Regions from separate parts of the Mus musculus genome. Here region 2 is linked to region 1. Evidence: chromatin loops called from intact Hi-C (ENCODE). Cell type or tissue: left cerebral cortex. All regions are shown on one strand. Each heading gives the region's core, and the rest is flanking DNA. Links, peaks and the distances in the headings are about the cores only. Region 1 holds the start of 4930529K09Rik (RIKEN cDNA 4930529K09 gene). Region 2 holds the start of Gm32729 (a long non-coding RNA gene).

Evidence for each region. Peaks named below come from ENCODE experiments on the same cell type or tissue, not always from the same donor. Only the 100,000 strongest peaks of a DNase experiment are listed, where the experiment ranks them.
Region 2: a loop joins it to region 1, with 9 times the contacts of the local background. A loop is called at or near these places in 2 of 42 quality-filtered maps.

Annotation. Positions count from the first base shown.
Region 1 is chr14:86,243,002-86,252,715 of GRCm38, forward strand. It overlaps 4930529K09Rik (RIKEN cDNA 4930529K09 gene), which reads left to right and starts at 2,969. Exons shown (of 4, transcript NR_040457.1): 1 at 2,969-3,092. In left cerebral cortex, for the core only: no CTCF peak of the experiment used is centred there; DNase peaks (open chromatin) are centred at 4,871 and 6,659.
Region 2 is chr14:86,166,005-86,175,718 of GRCm38, forward strand. It overlaps Gm32729 (a long non-coding RNA gene), which reads left to right and starts at 6,932. Exons shown (of 3, transcript XR_383671.3): 1 at 6,932-6,963; 2 at 7,995-8,081. In left cerebral cortex, for the core only: no CTCF peak of the experiment used is centred there; a DNase peak (open chromatin) is centred at 5,306.

The DNA.
Region 1 (9,714 bases), core at 728-8,727:
AGCATGTGGCTGGTCAGCTGAGCTGAAAGTTAAACACAGTCTAGATTTCAAAGACTAAAGCACTAATTAGACAGTACTAATTTGGCTCACCCCCAATTTACTACCCAGCCAAGAATGGCCTCAAATTATCTTTCTTCCCGTGTACCCTTCCAAAATGCTGGCATGATAGCCATGTATCATTATATATAACATAAATGACATTTTTGATACACAGGGTTATGTACCATATTTTCTCATACACATTCTTTTATACTTTTCTACAAAAGGATAAATTATCATATATAACTGCATTTTGTCTTTACTGGCTCAGAAAAAGCGAACGGCAGCTCCAACAATCCTCAAAGGGGTTTTGTTGTTGTTGGGAAAGGGGACGCTGAGGCTGATGCTGAAGATGTGGAAACCTGGACACCGGTAGCAATTGCTGCCAAATCAACTTGATCTGCTGGGATGACGTAGTGTGGTCACAGAGGTATTGAGAGAAGAAACAGAAAACTGAAGAGCAAAAGATCTTTTTCTCCCCCAGCCCTTCAGTTTTCCTTGGTGCCTCCAATGGACAGAGGCCAGTAGGAAACCAGTTCTGAGAGAGAAATGCGATTCCTTGCACTAAGCTGAATTAAACAAATAGCTCAGTAAGCGGGGCAACAAATATTCATCAAGCAGTAGGTATAGTGCCAGATAGGAGCAGCACAGCCACAAAGCAGGCCTGTCTCTGTCCTCATGCCACTTTTCTTCCAGTGGAAAAAGCAAACACAGAACAAAGGTACAGGGAAGCAGCGGATTTCAGAGCAAGTGCCATGCAGCAAAGATGCTAAGTTTGTGGCTGTATATCAGAGGACCTACTTATCAACTGGACTCATTGCTGCAACAAAGTAACCAACAAAACCACAGGACAAAGAAAGGGCTTGCTTTCACTTTCAGTTGTAGCTGACTCCATCCCTGATGCTTGGAAAGTTCTGATGATTGGAGCTATATCCAGGTCCTTGTGTGCACTCAGAAAGCAGAGAGAAAAAAGGAAGCCTATGCTTAGCTTGCTATCCCCTTCTTGTTTGGGCCAAGTGTGAAATGTATAGATGGTCCTATGCATGTAGATTGGGTCTTCACACTTCAGCTAACCTTACATGGATACTCCCTCACAGAGAGTCAGTGATTCTAGATCAGTGGTTTTTGGTCTACCATTGGCAACTCCTTTGGCATACCCGATATCTTGCATCTCAGATATTTATAGTATGGTTCATAACAGAGGCAAAATGAGTTGTGAAGTCTCTGATAATAATTTGTGTTTGGGGGGGTCACTGCAACATGAGGGAGTGTATTAAAGGGTCACACAGCATTAGGAAAGTTGAGAATCACTGTTCAAGATCCTCTTATTGGACAATCAGTATTAATCATCACAGAAAGTAACGAGAAGAGCACAGAGTACATCTGGAATTTGTAAAGGGCCAAGGTCGCCAGGACAAGTAGTAACTTCTCAGAAATGTGGCTTCTGGTACTAGCATACCAGTAGGCATCTCATAGTGATACAGAGTCATAATGACACAAGTGTGTTGTGCACTAATTTTCCATACAAACATCAATAAAGATACTATTGTTGCCTTCTTACCCAATATGCAATTAGTGTTTATCACTGAGTTACTTAGAAAAAGAACTGGATCTTTCATTAAAGGATTTGTGTTGAAAAACTGAGAAGAATTAAGTGCAGTTTCCATTGATTTGATAGATTTATACATTAACCTAGATTCTAAAATGTAAGAAAAAATATTTTGGTCCTTCAAAGAAAAGGTGAGGTTCATGTTTGATGTCTTTATGGTTAGCTAATCCTTTCAAACAGACCCCTTTCTATTCTCAGGCAAGGTCAATGATAGCAGAGAGTGTCCATGTTCAATTCCTGGATCCCTACATCTAATGATCTATCTCTTATGGATAGCCGTAGTTACATTGATGAGCAAAGTCAGCTCTATGGATTCTCTTGACAGATCAATGCTTTCAGACAACCCTGATTTATTGGGAGAAAATGAACATGGTTTTCAAATAGGAGAGGATCAGTTTAATAATTCTATTGGCTTCAGGTTGCTCTTGGAATAAATGATGATGATCTTTGCTGGGCAGTGGGCGTCGGGGAATAAAGGGAGTGGGAGAAAACTCGCATCCCACCAGAGTTCCCATGCTCTGAGTGGGTGGACGTGGGAGGACTGATTCATGCGTTCCACTCAGTTCTGGGTGGGTGTCTGGCTGTGTGAAGCTATGGACTCAGCCCACTGGGGTTGGACAAGAGGCAGCCCGAGGTCTCTGGGCCTCAATGAAGCCAGAGATAACAGGTTCTTAGTCTCTGGCGTCCCAGACACCACTGGACACCTCGGAAGACCTGAGAACAAAATGGAGGCCCTAGGGGCGGCTCAGTCATCCCTGTGGCTGAAGGGAAGAGAGGGCAGGGTGGAGAGGGGGCTCTGGGTGGTTCCCAGGCAGGTAAGAGTCCTTGGCCCGTGGTTAGAGTGTAGAAAGGCCTTCTAGCGGAAGGTTAGATGCAGCTCTTTAGGGGAAAGCCTATGCCATGGTTTAAGCACTTTGGGCCTTGATGAATAGAGACAGTCTATGGTTTTAGAGATTTATTGTAGAAAGGCAAAGAGAAAGATAGAAGGTAAAACAAAGAGAGAGGCCGGCCATGCCCACGTGGAGAGAGGGGGGAAAGGAGAGAGAAAAGGAGGGTTAGAGATGAGAGTAAGAAAAATGAGAGCTTAAAGAGAGTGAGGAGGGGCCAAGCAGCCCCTTTTATAGTGGGCCAGCTACCTTGCTGTTGCCAGGTAACTGTGCGGAGGTGCATACCTGGCTATAGTCAGGTAACTGTGGGGACGGAATCTAGCCAGAATGTCAGAAGCTTGGGACATTGTCTGTGTAACTTATAGTCGCAGAATTATGGTGATGCGGGCTTTGTGGTGTCTCTGGGAATGTGGCTCACTGTTCCATCCCTTGTAGAGTTTCCTACTGGGTCTCCACTGGGTCACCCACTGGAGCAAGCCTCATTCAACCAGAACAGGCTGCCTTTCATGGCCCCACAGATCTGCCATAAGCACAACATTTAACGTGAAGAGAAAAAGGTAAGAAGATGAGAAAGGGAGGCTCTGAACTGATTTGGAAAATGACTCCTTTCTGAAGAGATCATAAGTACTGTATGAAGGGAGGTAGGAGAAAGAAGAGGGAGGCTTCAGGGCAAAGGGAAGAAAACTTGCATCCTCTAAAAAAACAACATGAACTGGGACACAGACAAAGTATAATTGTCTGAAGGAAAGATGATGAGAGGTGGTTGGAATGGGATTACACAGGGTCCCTGCAAGTCATGGAAAATAATGCGGATTTTACATAATTGCTATGGGAACCACTGTAGGATTTCAGGCAGGAGACTGGTATGATTTGATTTACATATGTAAAAGGTCATTCTCTCTTCTGTGTAGAGGGAAACTCGGGGGGGGGGGGGGGATCAGAGGGAGACTGGAGTACAACCACAACAGCCCAGGTAAGAGATGCTACTGTCTGGGATTCTGCTTGAAGCAATGGAAAGCCTTAGAAATGGATGAATTCAAGATGTAGATTAGAAGGTGAGCCACATCACCATTAGAGAATGCGATGATTCATGTAATTCACAAGTAAATTTTCCAAATACCTAACAGTTAACGTCAAACACAAAAATTTATTTTTTTGAAAAAGAAAACAAAATATGTTTTCATGGGAAATCATTCAAAATTGAACAAAACATTTCTTGAATTTTTTTTTATCCTTCTTTAGAAGATTTCTACCAAACTCACAAGTTATTTTGACTCTAAATCCTTCTCTCCATTTCTGTCTGCCATCTGACACATTTCTCTGTCAATTTCTTGAGTTCCTCAAATTCAATTACTTTCACTCCATATGTTAAAGATCTGGTTGTTTTGAGGCAAGTCTTAATTAGGATGAAAAGATTATTTTTCACTTAATCTAATCCACACGTTGGCTACACCATTTAGATGGGCGCCGCACCTGGCTGACTCGGGGCAGCATCTGCTGGCCCAGACTGCTGCTCAGCCTGCGCGCACTAAGGCCTCCGTCTAACCAGAATTATCTTTGCTTTGAGTCAAGAATCAGATTTAACTGATATAACCCACTAAGGTTAAAATCAGCATGATCCGTACTTACTAATGCCACATATGCAGACATTTGCAAGAACGTGTCTTTCCATTTAGTTCCAATATCTGTTTATGCTTATTTTCCAGTGTTCTAGATGAGTTCGTGGAAATGCTAGATTACAAAAGCTTAACAGGTGATGTTCTTTTCTTCTCTTCTCTCTCTCAAATAATGAATGGGAACCTAAATTAGAAACCAAATTCTCATTTGCTGAAGGATTGGAGACGGAGCTGATGAACTGGATTTTTGAGCAATGGCTTTCTGCGGTTAGGACTACATGACTGAGTTTAGCTGACCTAACAATAAGGTTACCAGCTTCAATGAAATAGAAGGTAAACGCAGATCATTGAGGGATGGAGACTGTGTAAAGGAGGAAGAGGCACAGGTAGCAAAGAACATGTAAGCATTCAGAAAAGGAGACTGTGAAGACACCTAGAAAAATCTACACAGCTGAAAAGGGAAAGTCAAGCTAAAGGAAGATGGCATTTTAAGAAAAGATGTATATGGACATGTCTGCATCCTCATGAAGACGGTGGGGCTAAAGGGAGCCATTCAGAAAGCAACATCAGGAAGTGCAGTGTCCTTGAGAGTGAGGCAATGGGGCTGAGAGCATCAGGAGAGAGATTGGCCTCCATAGTAACAGGTGGGAACATAACAGTGACAAAGGCGAGTGAACCGGGTTTTCTAGATTTAGTTGTGGGCAGATGGAGTTTTCATTCTGTGTTTTCTATTTTCTGAATGAAACATGAAGTGAGGTATTCAGTTAAGAATGAGAGGGTGGGAGGTGTAAAACTTGCAAGTTTGAAATTGAAGTCGTGCTGGGTGGGGAGGCACGGTTTGGTTACTGAGGAGACAATTTCTGAGCAATGCCAAAGACCCCTTGAGGGGTGTGAGGATCTAAAGTGAGAGAGCTGGCTCTGTGCTGGAGCATGCTCAGGCAGTGCTTTAGTACTCAGGGATAAAACTCGGTGGACTCATTGTAGGAGAGGTGGCTCATTGTAGGAGAGGTGGCTCATTGTAGGAGAGGTGGCTCATTGTAGGTCCTGATGGAGGAGTGGATGGGGTTAAGGAGCTGAGGGTATTAGCAAGAGCATTGTTTTGTCCATTTAGTCAACAATGATCGCCAAACCTATCAAAAGCAAGTACAAAATATGGTAATGTAGGGCTAGGTTCTATGTTGAGTTTCCCCCAAAACTTGGCATAGGTTTGGTGTTTTCCTTTAATCTATCCTTCCATTTTCTCTCAATTCTTCTCATAAATAATTAATAGGTTTCAAAATAGTGATATATATTTAGAACTTGCCGTGTATCAAGTACATTTGTTTTTTTGTTTTTTTAATGTATCATAGCATCACTGCTTACAGCACGACTCAAGGAAAGCACCTTTATCAGCCCTGGTATACACGACATTATACACGACATGTATGCATTATACATGACAAAGGCATGAGCAAAGGTGTGGGACAACTCACAGGAACAACCACAGTACGTTCAGAGCACTGTGACTGTGCCTACAGATTCAAAGTCGTCATCAGGTAGTGAAAATGCTCAATGGCTTTTACTACAAGATTCAAAAGCTCCCATTTAAGACATATAAGTCACCACTCTTATCAGCAGACTCTTCTGCAAGGGATAAGAGCTTTAAGCTGTTGTAAAACTGAATAAAATTAATATCCCAAATGATGTGTGTTTACAAATGAAACAAGCATGCCTATGCAAGCTGTGATTGTCTTACATAACAAAAGGAGTCTCTGTTCTTAAACTCTCAGTGGTTTATATGGAATAAAGGAATTACTATTTTATTTCATTTATTTAATTAATTAATTTATGTATTTAATATTGGCTATGGAAAAGAAACACTTCTAAAACTGAACTTTGAAAATAAGCAATCTCTCTCTCTCTCTCTCTGTGTGTGTGTGTGTGTGTGTCTGTCTGTCTGTCTGTCTGTCATCTGTCTGTCTGTCTGTCTCTGTCTGTCTGTCTGTCTGTCTCTGTCTCTCTTTCTGGTCTTTCTTTTTTTTTTGCTTCCTTCCTTCTTACCTTTCTTCCAATTAAACTGAGATAATTCCTCAGCTTTAGAAACTACTCAACATCTAAAAAAAATGCTGTTATGAAGACAATTTTTCCTCTCATACAACAAACAAAACTTAAAATGTATCCTCTTTTCCAAAACTGAAAGAAACAATCACAAAATCAGATGGCAAGAACTTGGGCTTTTAAGAGAGGATGAAACTCATCATTAAAAAAGTGGAGAGTGTTCTCTTAGTTCCTCCCTTGGGGTGGGGGAACACAGAATTCCTGCTACATCATGCAGACATCTCCTTTGATTACTAATACTTCTCAAGACCCCACTCTTTGAAGATGCTCACCCTCACTATCTCTAAAGACACTCCAAGGTCAGAAACGCATCACGTTTTCTTCACAGCTTTGGTCATGCATGACGTGGCAGCCAGGTTTAGTAATAGACAGCTTCTGTTGAGGATTGAGCACATCTTCAGACAGAGTGCTTACTCTCGGCTGCATAGGAGCCTGTTTGAGTTTATTTAAGCGCTCATTTTGAAGTTCATTTAGATTCATGGAAGATGTGTGAAAATAATATAAGAGTTCTCATTTATTCCTCGCTTGCTTCCTAGGAAAGCTCTCTTTTATCTGACCAAATTACGGAGATGAGACTCGGGAAAAACCACACTGCTACAATAATCTGAACTGCACTGCTCATCCTAACACCATGTACCTAGGCTCCTCACTACTGTTATTTGCACAGTGGAGTGTGTCATTTAACTGATGTTTGTCTTAGTTTCCTCTAATCTGGGATAATCTCATGGCCTTTCTTTGTCTTTCATATCGTTTGCCCCTTCAAAGAAGGCTGGTGGGGTTTGATGCTGTTGTTGTTTGTCTGTTGGGTTTTCTGTTTGTTTGTTTGTTAGAATTCTTTCAGCATGCATTTTTAACGTTGCCTGCTAAGAAAGAAGTTGTACATTTCTGTAACAGCACTGCAGAGGAGGAGCCTCAGTGGCTCTGCTGGGTTGAGTGGGTAGCTTACACACAATAGCACGGAAGTGGCTTGTTTCTATATCATTATCTCAGGGGTTGATGATGCCCATGCCTTATTCACAAATGACATCCAAGGCACATGCTTTGTTACGGTCACTTCGACAAGGTCTCTCTAAGAAAGTTACTAGCTCCCCTTAGCTAATATGTAGTTCAGGGGTATGACTGAAAAAGTACACAAATTTCTTCTCAAACTTCTACCCACTAATTTTATCTTGTAACAAAGATCCTGTCCAAAACAATATTGACTGTGGTTTCTATTTCCCTGTTTTCTTCCACCTGATGAGATTTTCTTTTAAATGCTGATACCTTGTTCCTACCACTAATTAAATGAGAATTTACTGAGTATTCTATCCCTTGTCTTCCAATAAGGCTGGAAAGGGGATACTGTTGTTAGCATTTGATTATGAAGAGACTTGTTCTTAGATTGCCATAATAGCTTTTATTCTTGAGCTGCAGAATTGCAAAGGCAATAAAGAAGCTCCGAGCTCCGAATCATTACCCCTTCCTCCCTCCTTACATTTACCTCACTCTTACTGCTGTTAACCATTGCCCACATTTAAAGCTGACTCTCTTTTAACTCTTTTAACTGTTGTTTAGATTTGTTTGTAGTCAGAAATGTCTTTTACAAAGAAAAAATATATTATACTGAGTCTTTATCTGAGGAACAATTGTTGGAGAACATATGAATGAAACTAAAGATATGAAAAATGCTCCCCAGAACGCATCCCAAGATGATATCATATATCTCATATTTATAAGGAAGCCTATCTATTTCAGTCACTTTTCCGTCCCCAAACCACAACTTTATATACACTTGTAAAGCCGAGATGCTGGGCTAGTGGAAAAATAAATAAGAACATGGATAGTATTGAAAGGTCACATGAAAAAAGATTAACCCCTACAGAAAAAACATATGCCCATTAATTATAAATCTTCTCTGTAGAGTAGGGGCAAATCAGGCAGAGGCTGAGCCACTGCCACATCTGTTATTCAGTCATTCCTCCTTCCTTGTTGTGTTCAGTGTCTTTCTTAGCTAACTGTTGCACAAATAAAGAATAGTGGCCTTTGTTTTTGTTTTTTTTAAAGAATGTGAAGTTATGCATTGGGTCAGAACATCTATGAGCCTGTGGGACTTTGGCTGAATGTCACTGAAAATTATGTATGCATTAGAAAACCATCATCATTTGTCTAGCTGTGGAGACACGAAACCTGTTGCCTAATGCAAAGACAGAAAATTTCACTTTGTGTTTTCCTTTTTTTTTCCTTTAATGTTTAATAAGAGAAACCCAAGAAATGTATCTTGGGGAACTCTACTTCCAACCATATAGGCGAATAGATGTGCTCACTGGGATAAATGAAGACACCATAGAAATTTCACTGCCTCTCATTTTTCTTATTCTTGCGGTAAATGAAGAGAGGTTGTCCAGACTTTTAAGAATCATCTTATGATTTTTGACAATATTGGAATGGAAAGATATTAGGAAACTAGGTTTTTAATTAATTTGAGGACCTCTAGAGTTGAACTGTGTAGCAGGAAATCAAATCTCCTCTTTGCTAAAATGGTGACAGTCAGATGGGGTCTTATCAGTGTTCTGCTAGTGGTGTGTCCCACTAAATGGGGAAGTGTTGAGTCAGGGTATACTAAATATATACCTTTTGGAGAAGAGGAGCAAAGATAAGCTTTCATTGGCAATTTTTCTAATGACTAGCATGGCAGTAGAGAATCTGAAGGACAATTTACAGAAAAACTTATTAAGAGAGTACTGGTAACCACTGCAGTGTTAAGGAAAGGAGCCCATATTGTCATAAGTGTTTTTGTCAATAATTGGCACTTTCTAGTATTGAAAAGAATTATTAGTCATCTAGTCTAGTTACTCATCTGATACTCAGCTCTTATCTGGAGTATTTAGGTAAGAATCTGTCTAGTTTTTGCTTGGCTATATCCAGTGAGGAATAACTGTCTACTTCCCACACCAGCCTGTTTTTATCATTGGACAGTTTTGGAAGTTAGAAAGTTGTTTCTGACTTTAAGCTCAAATATGTTTTCCACCAGTTTCTGGCCACTCATTCTCATTCTCGCCCTGATCTTCAGAGCCATGAGTACCATGTTCAATCAGTGATGGCCATGATGAACAGCTTGACATCTCTTGAGGCATCTGACCTTACCAGAAAGTCATTCTCAATATTCCCAAATCCATTTGTCCAAAATCAACATAACATGATGACCACACCAACCTGCACCTCCCCTTGGTATTGCACACACTGAAAAGATATGGCTCCATCCTTCCCAATCCCAATTTCCACGTTATAAGATGAATATTTGTTATTCAAATATAACTACGACATAAGTGTTATTGCTCTCATATTTGAATAACTCTGCGAAATATATTTTAAGGCAGCAGGTAAAAACACTTGTCAGACATTGCCTGTTGGGTGAATAAAAGCTCCATTTAGATAGTCCCCAATTTTCCCTCAGTTTTTAAAATTCATCTTTTTAATATATATTCTA
Region 2 (9,714 bases), core at 548-8,547, 77 kb before region 1:
CAGCTAATCCTACTGCAGATATCTTTATTTTTCAGATACATCGTCCTCATTATGCCCTTATCAGATTGTTGGTGGTGGCAGCTGAATACTTAAGCACAGCAAAGATGTATTATTAGCAAAAATCTGCCCTATTATTTAATTATGAATGGCTGGTTGAACTCTCAAAGTAGAATAAGTATGGCTTTGATAAGTATGCAGAAGTTCTTAAAATGTTCTAAAATAGTGATATCATTAAACAAACTTTTAAAGGTATCTTTTCTATTTACTAAGATAGTCCCACACTTTCGCCATACAGTAGCATACGGTATGACCATAGTAAAAGCAGTCAAAACCTGTACTCTAACCCTTGTCATTACCAGTCTCCTGGCCTGAGGCTGTTTTGTAAACTCTGTGGGTCCTGATCTCTCTGAGACTGACTGTTCTCATTTCAAACCAGATGAAATCTCCATTGCTTCCTGGCAAGCTCGTCATGAGGATTAAATGCGAGGATGTGTGTCAGGATGCATTTCAAAATAGAAAACTATACACATACAGGGTGTCTACAAGTCCTTCTCAAAGAACAGATAGGTTATAAATAATGAGTTGCTAGGTGTCGGCTCTCCTTAACAATGTGGATCTGAAGGTGACTAAGGCGCTCTGTTTTCAACAGTGATCAGGAGTTCAAATTGACGTGGAGGGAACACAGAAGGGAATACATAAAAGGTCAGAGAGCGTCTGATCCTGGAATTCTGCTGGAACCTGGGAGCAAGCAAGGCAAAGGAAAGAAGTGTGCAAAGGAAAGAATACTGATTCTCATAAGAGGCTTGAAAGGTCTGCAGGAGCAGGATAAACCTAGCCTGGTTGGAGTTGATCTTTGGTGTTTGGGAGTTACATGACAGGAACATGGAAAGCTAAGGGAATTCCAGTATGGAAAACTTGGAAGGTTCCAGAAAGTTTCAGCTTTTTCATGTAGGTGTTAATTTATTTTGTGGAGGAAAAACATAACATTCCATAAACTCAGTATTCTTCTGTATGGTAAATAAATTTTGGTCAAATAACCAAGAATAGCCATTCGATTGAGATGGATGATTACAACACAGTGGTTTGGAAATTCTCTGTTATGATTCAATTCAGCAGTGTTTGCAAACCTATCTGCTTGAGCCATAAAGATAGAGGCTGCCTTGAATCGTGGTACCAGATTGGAAAGGAAGGAAGGCCGAGCTGGGTGTGAGACAAGTAAGGGAATATTCTGTTATAGTATGTCATATTCGGGAAGGCAGCAAAAACAAAACAGTGAAAGCATGAGGAGGGGAGAGCTGATAAGAGTTGATAGATGCAGCATTGTAAGGCAAGAGCTTGGGGTTATAATCAATCAAGATACAGCACTTCAGTATGACATTGAGACGAAAATATAAGACATATTTAGTCTGCTGGATGCATGATTGTGACTTTGTCTCAACGATGAGCAGCTCTTGATCAGCTCTTTAGCCTATGTTGGATATAGGTAAGTAAATGTAGATAGAGAATTATAAAAATCAGTTATTTGTATTTAATTACTAAACTTAATATCATAGCTAATACAATAAATGGATATATAAGTTTTATCAGTATGAAGAGTAAAGGAACACAAACAAAGGGGTAACAGTAGTAGGAAATCAGCATTTTGTTAAATCGGTCCTAAAATCATTGCTAAAATATGGCTAGATCCTTAGCTCATGAAGAAAAGAAATGGTCAAAGAAACACTCAAAAGATTTTAGAAAAAGGCACACACACATGCGTGTGTGCACACACTTTCACTCACTCACACACATATACAAACACACACACACACACGCTATCATTTTTCTTCTCAGGAGATGTCCTAGGAATATGAAGAGGAAAGCACGTACTAGCACACTGCAGAATCAGTACAGAGCACGCAGAGGGGAAACAGTAAATTCAGTAAAGTATATGATGCAGAAATACTTAGTATTTTTGTTTTACTTACAAAACTTAAAATTTTCTAGATTGAATTTGACTCCAAGGTTTAAACATGTACCTTGCAAGAGTAGCATAAAATCAGAAGTTAAACCTTTCTTAATTTTGAATGTTGTTATATTAATTACATTTTTTTGGCTCTGTGACCACACATCTGGCAAGGTTTTGGCTTACAATATGAGAGGATACAGTCCGTCATGTCAGCAAAGGCACACCAGCCTAAAGACAAGATGGCCGGTCACTGTGCATATGTATCTGGAAGCTGAGATGAATACAGGTGGCAGTCACATTCTGAGCAGGGCTTCTTGGCTAAGTCTTTCCTAGTCACATGAATGGTGTTTTTTTTTCACAGTGATTTTCATGTCGAATCAAGGTGATAGCAAAGATTAGCAACCATATTTGTAATGAGGCATAGAAGAACAAAATAAGAAGAAAAGCATCATTCAGTTTTGGAACAAATGGAAGTTTGTAAATATTTAGTTCCTTTACTTTGAAAATAACAGTACATATGGCAACAAATATTTGAAAAAATATTTGACACAACCCATTATTTTTGGAACAACAGTTTAGGAAACATTTAACATTTTTTATTTTTATTCATACATATATGCATATATATGTATATGTATATATATATATAGAGAGAGAGAGAGAGAGAGTATTCATGTTAATGTATTATACAAATATATATATAAACCTATACATACCTATAGATATTCCTACATATACATACATAGATATGTATATATGTACATACCTATAGGCATTCCTATATATAAATATATAGATATGTCTATACAAACACCCATATATAATGTATTATATATAAAACCATGTTTGTAAACCTTTTTTATAACTGTAAACCACAAATGCAAATGGATGGTATTTTTATTCACTTTGGAATATAATTTCAATTTGCTAAGATAGGACTTGGAGCAGTTTTCCTTTCTCCAATCCTTGTCACATGATTTCCATAAGCACCAATCTTACATTTTATTTCTGCCACCCCTGCCTACCCATGAGGAGTCTTGGAGTTGGGTGTGGTTCTGGTGTGCTCTTGGTGTATTCTAATATCATTTCAGATTTCAGCACCTCTAGGTTAAAGGAAAGCATCTTATCACTAGGCTATAATGTGACGCTGTCTGTCACTATTCCCCACTGTCACCAACCTGTCCTTATTGCCCCCAACACCCATTTCTACTGTGAACTTTCATCAGCAACTATTTACTGTGTACTTCCCAAAAGTAATGTGAATTTAGCTATAGCTGTGAAGTTTTAACTCTTTCCGCTTCTCTCCAGCGGCCATGTCACCAACAGGGCTGGGACCAAAATCATCCACCAGCAGATCCCCAGGGATGGAACATGTGCTTGCGGCCTCCCCAAGCTCACAACATGTTTTGATGAGCTCTTCCTTCTCCTGTCTAGCTTTAGGTTTAGGCAGAGCTGTGGTCTAAACACACTCCAGAATGTGTGTGTATTGATTTTCAGTCAATATGGTAGGATTTTTAAAGGCAGAGGTATACAAAGGGTAACTAAGTCAGAAGGGTGGAGTCTGGCAGATGGGATTAGGGCTCATAGAATAACTTGAAAGGCAAGGGTTGTTTCTTTCTCTTCCATCCTCAGTGTGAAAACTGAATCCCTTCCTGCTGGGGAATGCAGTAGTGAGGCATTATCCTGAAGACAGGGATCAAACATCAACAGACAACACATAAGCACACAAATTAGTGGCTTGATTTTGGACTTCCCAGCCTAGGGAACTATGATAAATAAATGGCTGTCACTTATATATTGCTCTTAGGTATTGCTACAGCAGCACAGACTAAGATATTTTACTATTAGTATTGCTGCATGAGAATTATAATATATAGCACTCTTTAAACCACGAGTAACTGTAATTTCTCAGAAATAATGGATGGAGCCATAGAACACCGTGGTCTAGATGTGAGGCTCACTGCAAATTGACTTGGGTCACTAACACATGAATTAAGAAGGCAGCTTATCTAGGCCTGTCCATTCCTTTGTTGAACAAGCTAGGAAGCAGTTCTGAGGCTCTACCCTCATCTATCTCTTATCTGAAAGGCTAACCTGGATGTGGACCCATGAATTTGGCTAGATTCCAAGAGCAAGAAAAGGCAAATGTGAAGTTTCACACAGCGTAAGGACAGAACTGGAATACCATCGCATCAGCTGTATTAACTGACAAAAACAAAAACCTCACAGGGCCATTTGACATTCAAAAAGGAAGGAAATAGATGCTACGTACTGAAAGTACAAATGACACCTTCACATTGTAAAAAGAGATAAGAAAAATGAAAGATTGAATAATCAGGATGGCGTTTACAACTGAATGACTATAAAGACCCTGTGATCTCAATTAATTACGTCTCATAGACAAAATATAGCCACCACCTTTCAAGAGCTACAGTCTCTGCCACACTGTGTCATTCAGTCTTACATCAAGTCTTCTGTGCCTCTTCATGATGCAGAGATGTTTTCAACTGAAAAGACAAGGCTTCTATACTCCAAATACAATAATGGTCCAAGACAGATCCTGCCAATCCATTGCAAATTTTCATTCCTATTAAAAATTCAGGCTAGGAGTTACAGAATAATCAGAATTTGGTAGTAATTCTAAGATTTTTGTTTAGTAAATCGATGCCAGACTTAAGATATTGGGTCCAAGCAGTGTTCCTTTATCCAATGTTTATTCTACTACCTGGGAGTGATTCACTTGTCTGACGCTCCCTCTGGATGCTTCTGCAAAGTACTTATCTCCTTAGATCTGAAATGTCCTTTTTCTGTCACATCTTATTTCTGAAGAAAGGTCCTGTGTTTGCAGCTGTGTAGATTTCTCAACATGATTTCTGTTCAAGTAAAATTAAGGGAACCTAGTTACTTTTGCAATTTGAAAGATGTCCGTCCCTTTTAGTTCAATATTGAAGCTCTTCAGTCAATAGAAGTCAATTAAAAACTGTGTGAGCTTTCTATGAACCTGATCATTATCTACTTTGTGGTAGAAAAGTCACCTGAAAAAAAAATCCTTTTTTCAGTCTCACTTTCTAGATGTAATCACAGTTACTTGGGAATCAGACTTCAGTGCCACCCGGCCTATACACGCTTCCTAACAGCCCTTTTATCCAGCTGACAAGGTCTACTAAACATGGCCTTAATTCTTCTTAAAATCTTAGCAAAGGCTCTCACAAGCTAGCTCTAATTTGTCTTCCAGTCTTACATTACTTTGAGAACTTGATCTTGGCAACAGAACTGAAGCTGAGAAACAGTTTTATTTTCCAACAAAGAAGGCTCTCTGTAACACCTCCGAGTTCTGCATACAGCTAGTTCTTTCTTTAACTTGTCTCATTCTTTAGGGTTCCTTATCATATGCAGCTGAGAGCAACCAGATGTCACTGTTTTAAATATTGGCATGGAAACCATCTTGACTGAGTCCAAACACACATAAAGAGCAGTTTCTAGTTTCTAAATTATCCCAGGCCACAATTCCAGCATGCTTTTCTCCCAGATAACAAAGGTTATGAAAATTATTGAAAATTACTTCAAATTTTCTTTTTTAAGAAAAATTAATACAATGTTTTTGGAGATTGGGTATAACCCCAAAAGTTCTTTTTTTCTATGCCATATAGATACTGCACACCAAGTTCTTCAAACTGCAATGATTTAAACCAATAATCATGGACTCGTGGGTAAAGGCATTTGCTGCAAAACTAATGACTTTAGTATGAACTCAGGTAGCCATGTACTAGAATTAGAGATCCAACTTCTGAAAGATGTCTTTTGATCTTCATATATACACCATGATACATATACGTACACATACACACACACACACACACACACAAACACACACACACACACATACACACACACACACACACACACACACACACACACACACACACACACACACAAACCAAGGTAATTTTTAAATGAATTAATAATAAAATTTTAAAAAACAAGTATGTGTTATTTCCACAAATTTATGGCTGGCAAGGCATTTCAGACTATTGAGTTGATGCTCATCTGAACATAGCTTAACATACACATAAATCAGCAGGAAACTGTGAGTAACATGGGAACTGGGTGGTCCCTAGTCTAGTACAGATGCATCAAAGATAACACAAGCTTCCTCTGCTCCACATAGGAAATCTCACTTGGACTTATTCTAACCATGATGGCTAGATTGTAGAGGAAGACTGAAAATATACAACACTTTCATAGTATATCAGACCTAGACTGAAGACTCATTCCTGCCATATTCTCTTGCCCAAAGCAAACCAGGAATCTAATCCATACAGAAAATGTGGGAAAGGTACATCTGTTAAGACTAGAGAGCCATGTTGCTAAGGACATGGATAGAGAAAGGTAAGATAAAGATTCTGGTTATTCTATAGTCTCCTTGTTGGTTGTGGAGCACATCAAGATAGAAAGAACAGTGACAACACACCCTGCTGAAAACACAGCCCTAATTGTGGACAAATGGGGACTCTTGCTGCTGCTGGAAACCAAGAGGACGTCCATGATCTCTGTTTCTGGTAATTCCTTTGCTACAAGCCCTGGGCTTTCACCACAATGTAGTCTTGCCTCATGATGTAAGGAGTGTGACATTCCTCACAATTCCTATTCCCTGGCACCTGAGAATGTGACAATGTTTGGACATTATATCATTGCAGGTATCATTGCAAGTTAAGAAAAAAATCATATTGGGCATATCTGCACTGATATGAGTACCTATGTCCAAAAAGGAAACGAACTGGGACTCAGACACACAGGAAAGAATTCTGTGGTGATAGAGGCAGAGGTCAGAGTAATATGTCTATATGCCTCAATACATCAAGTATTCCCACCAACCATTAGAAGAATCAAGAGGGCTCCTTTTCTAGAGCTTTCAGATAGAGACACAGTTTGAACATCTGTCCTCCAGAACTATCAGACAATGCTTTTCTGTTGTCCTTAGCAACCATGTTGTGATGAATCACTAAAGAAACTTCGTATGTACCTCTTATGCCCCCCAAATAATTTTAGAGTACGGAACAATTTTATAGTTCGTATGGGCCTTTCTGAAATTAAACTGACAAGAGGAAAGCATGAACTGACATAAGAAATATGAACAGGAGAATTTAACACAGCATCAGACCTCTCCTGAAGAAATAGGGTAACAAAGCCCCAGGGTTTGATATGACGTCGAGCAAAGATAGGTAACTATGGGAAAACAACTATATGATGTGGGGGGATGGGTGAGGTAGAGGGAGATAAGAATTATTTAAATAATACTTGTTTGTGCAGAATTTTCTAGGCATTGACTCCTTGATGAACAACTCATTTTTCTCCTAGTACTGGAAGGGCATTGTTCACATGGCCTTTCAATCTCCTGTTTTAGAAAGAACAGGGGAGATTTGGGTGGCATTTTGGCCTCTGCTGTTTTGGAAGTAGCTATAGCTCAAAAAATAGACCTTATACCAATGTAGTGAATTTCACAAGGTATATTTTTTCACACGTACAAACTTTCTAACTGTAAATAAGCTACTCCAACCTTTTGCCTAGTCTAACAAAGGAGAAAAAATAAATCAAGTACAAGCCAGCATGTCTTATTTCTTTAGAATAAAGAAGAGAAAATGAGAGGGATAAAGATGACTGGCTTTAGAATGTTACAGTTTTCTCGTCAGTTCCCACAAAGTTTACCCATTACTACCACCACCTAAAATACCCACTTGAAGGTAATCTCACAGCTTCCAGTACAATTTCATTTGACCTTTAGCTAAAGACCACCTCTACTGGGCAACTGACTTTGTCCCATCTACTTAAGCTGTTTCAGAAGGCAAGTTTGACGCTGTTCCTTTCATTGGTCAGCTGGAGAATCGAAAAGCTGTTCATCCTAAAGGAAGCCAACCTTAAAGGGCCAACTGAGGCAATAACAAAACTTATTTCATATGTTTTTCAGAAAAAAAATATGCAGGGAAGAAAAATGAAAATAATAAAATAGTCTGTTTACCTGAAAAGTATGTTTTTTGTGTGTGTGCAGAATACTATGTTTACAGAGTCAATACATCATGTATGCCAATGAGCAGAAGTGAAGCATGCTTCTTCCACACATTGTTTGACATGAAAAGTGAGTATCTTATTGGCACTGGATAATTTAACCTTATATAGTGGTGTCTAGAGTATATTAGTAGCACGCCATGCAAGAAGGAGATTATTCAGCAATTTGTGTACCAGAGAGAAGCGGTCCAAAATAATTCAGGAGACAGACATGTGCAGGAGGAATGAAGTTGCTTTATGTCAGATGAATACAACTGACATTAAGGTAATAGTGATTGAAATCAGATAAAGCTAAAGAATCCTGCTACCCAGTTGTTAAATGTTGGTTTGTATGTCAGAGTTGTGGACAATGCCATGGAAATATTGATCCAATCACACACACACACACACACACACACACACACACACACACACACACACACACATACCACCACCACTACCACCACCACCACCATATCACACTCAAGGACATATTTACTGCTGTGAATGACAGAGTGATGTGGTTAAAAGAAATAGTTCTGGAGCTTAAGTATCTGATACCCAGTTTATTGTTTACTGGTGTTCAAACTGTACCTGTCACATAGCAATTATATACCTTTTATCTAATCTACACTGTTGTGACAAGCATTGAAAAGGATGATGCAGGCAAAATACAGTTCAAGGAAGAAAATCAGGAAAATCCATATCAGATTCCACCAACACTATTTCACACAGGTACATGCATGTCCATTTGGGTACACACTTGGAACTATAAGCCTCTTCAAATGAGAGTTTTATAACCCTAACAAAAGCTTAAAATTTAAGAAGATCATATTTATTTTTAATTTTAAAATATTGTGAGATGAAACTCAGGGAAATTTCTCCAATTCTAATCTTAAAGAAATGATTAGTTCACTAATAGATGCTGCTGTTCCATACTGAGAAATCCTGTCAGCTAAGCAGCTGAGAGAGAACAGCATTGTCTCCTCTGCCCATGTGAGGGTCATTTGAGTCACACAATAAAAGTGGGAATAATAGGACTAACAGCAAACTAAAGCAGAAGAGATGAGGGAAGCTAAAAGCAGGTCAATTTGTGTGGCTCAACAGATTGTAGAGCAAAATACTATAGACCTAAAACAAATCTCAATTTCCATTCTCTGGTGTCCAATGAGTATTTTTCACTTCTCTGAGTATTTGTGTTGTATTGGTTGCCTCTCATTTCAACAATAAAGCAAAGGACTTTATACTATTTGATGAGTAACTTTTAAAAAAAGAAGTCTTTGGGATTTTTAAAAACTAGAAAACAACAATATAACTTATTACTACACTCATTATAGGTCTGACATGAGGATAGAATAAATGAAAGCAGAAATTCCAGTCTAAAGATGATGAGGATTCCATTCTAGGTTTAATTATTGTGGTGTTTTAATGCATCAGTCACATAAGTCTGTCTTATATTTCTTGGGTCATGTCCCTCACTTTATAATTCACATAAAGCAGCAAACTAAAGATCTATATACTATGTTTTTGTCCCTTGTAATTTCTTATAGAAAATACACATTACAAAAAAAAGTATGACATTTAGGAACTTGATTTCCTCAGTATTGATCAGTCTTTCAGTTCCACAAATGAATGCACTCGCAAGATGGTAGGAAGAAAGGGAATTTTTCAAGTAATAATAGTATTGACTGTATTTTTAAACAGACATTATACCCTTCCTTTTC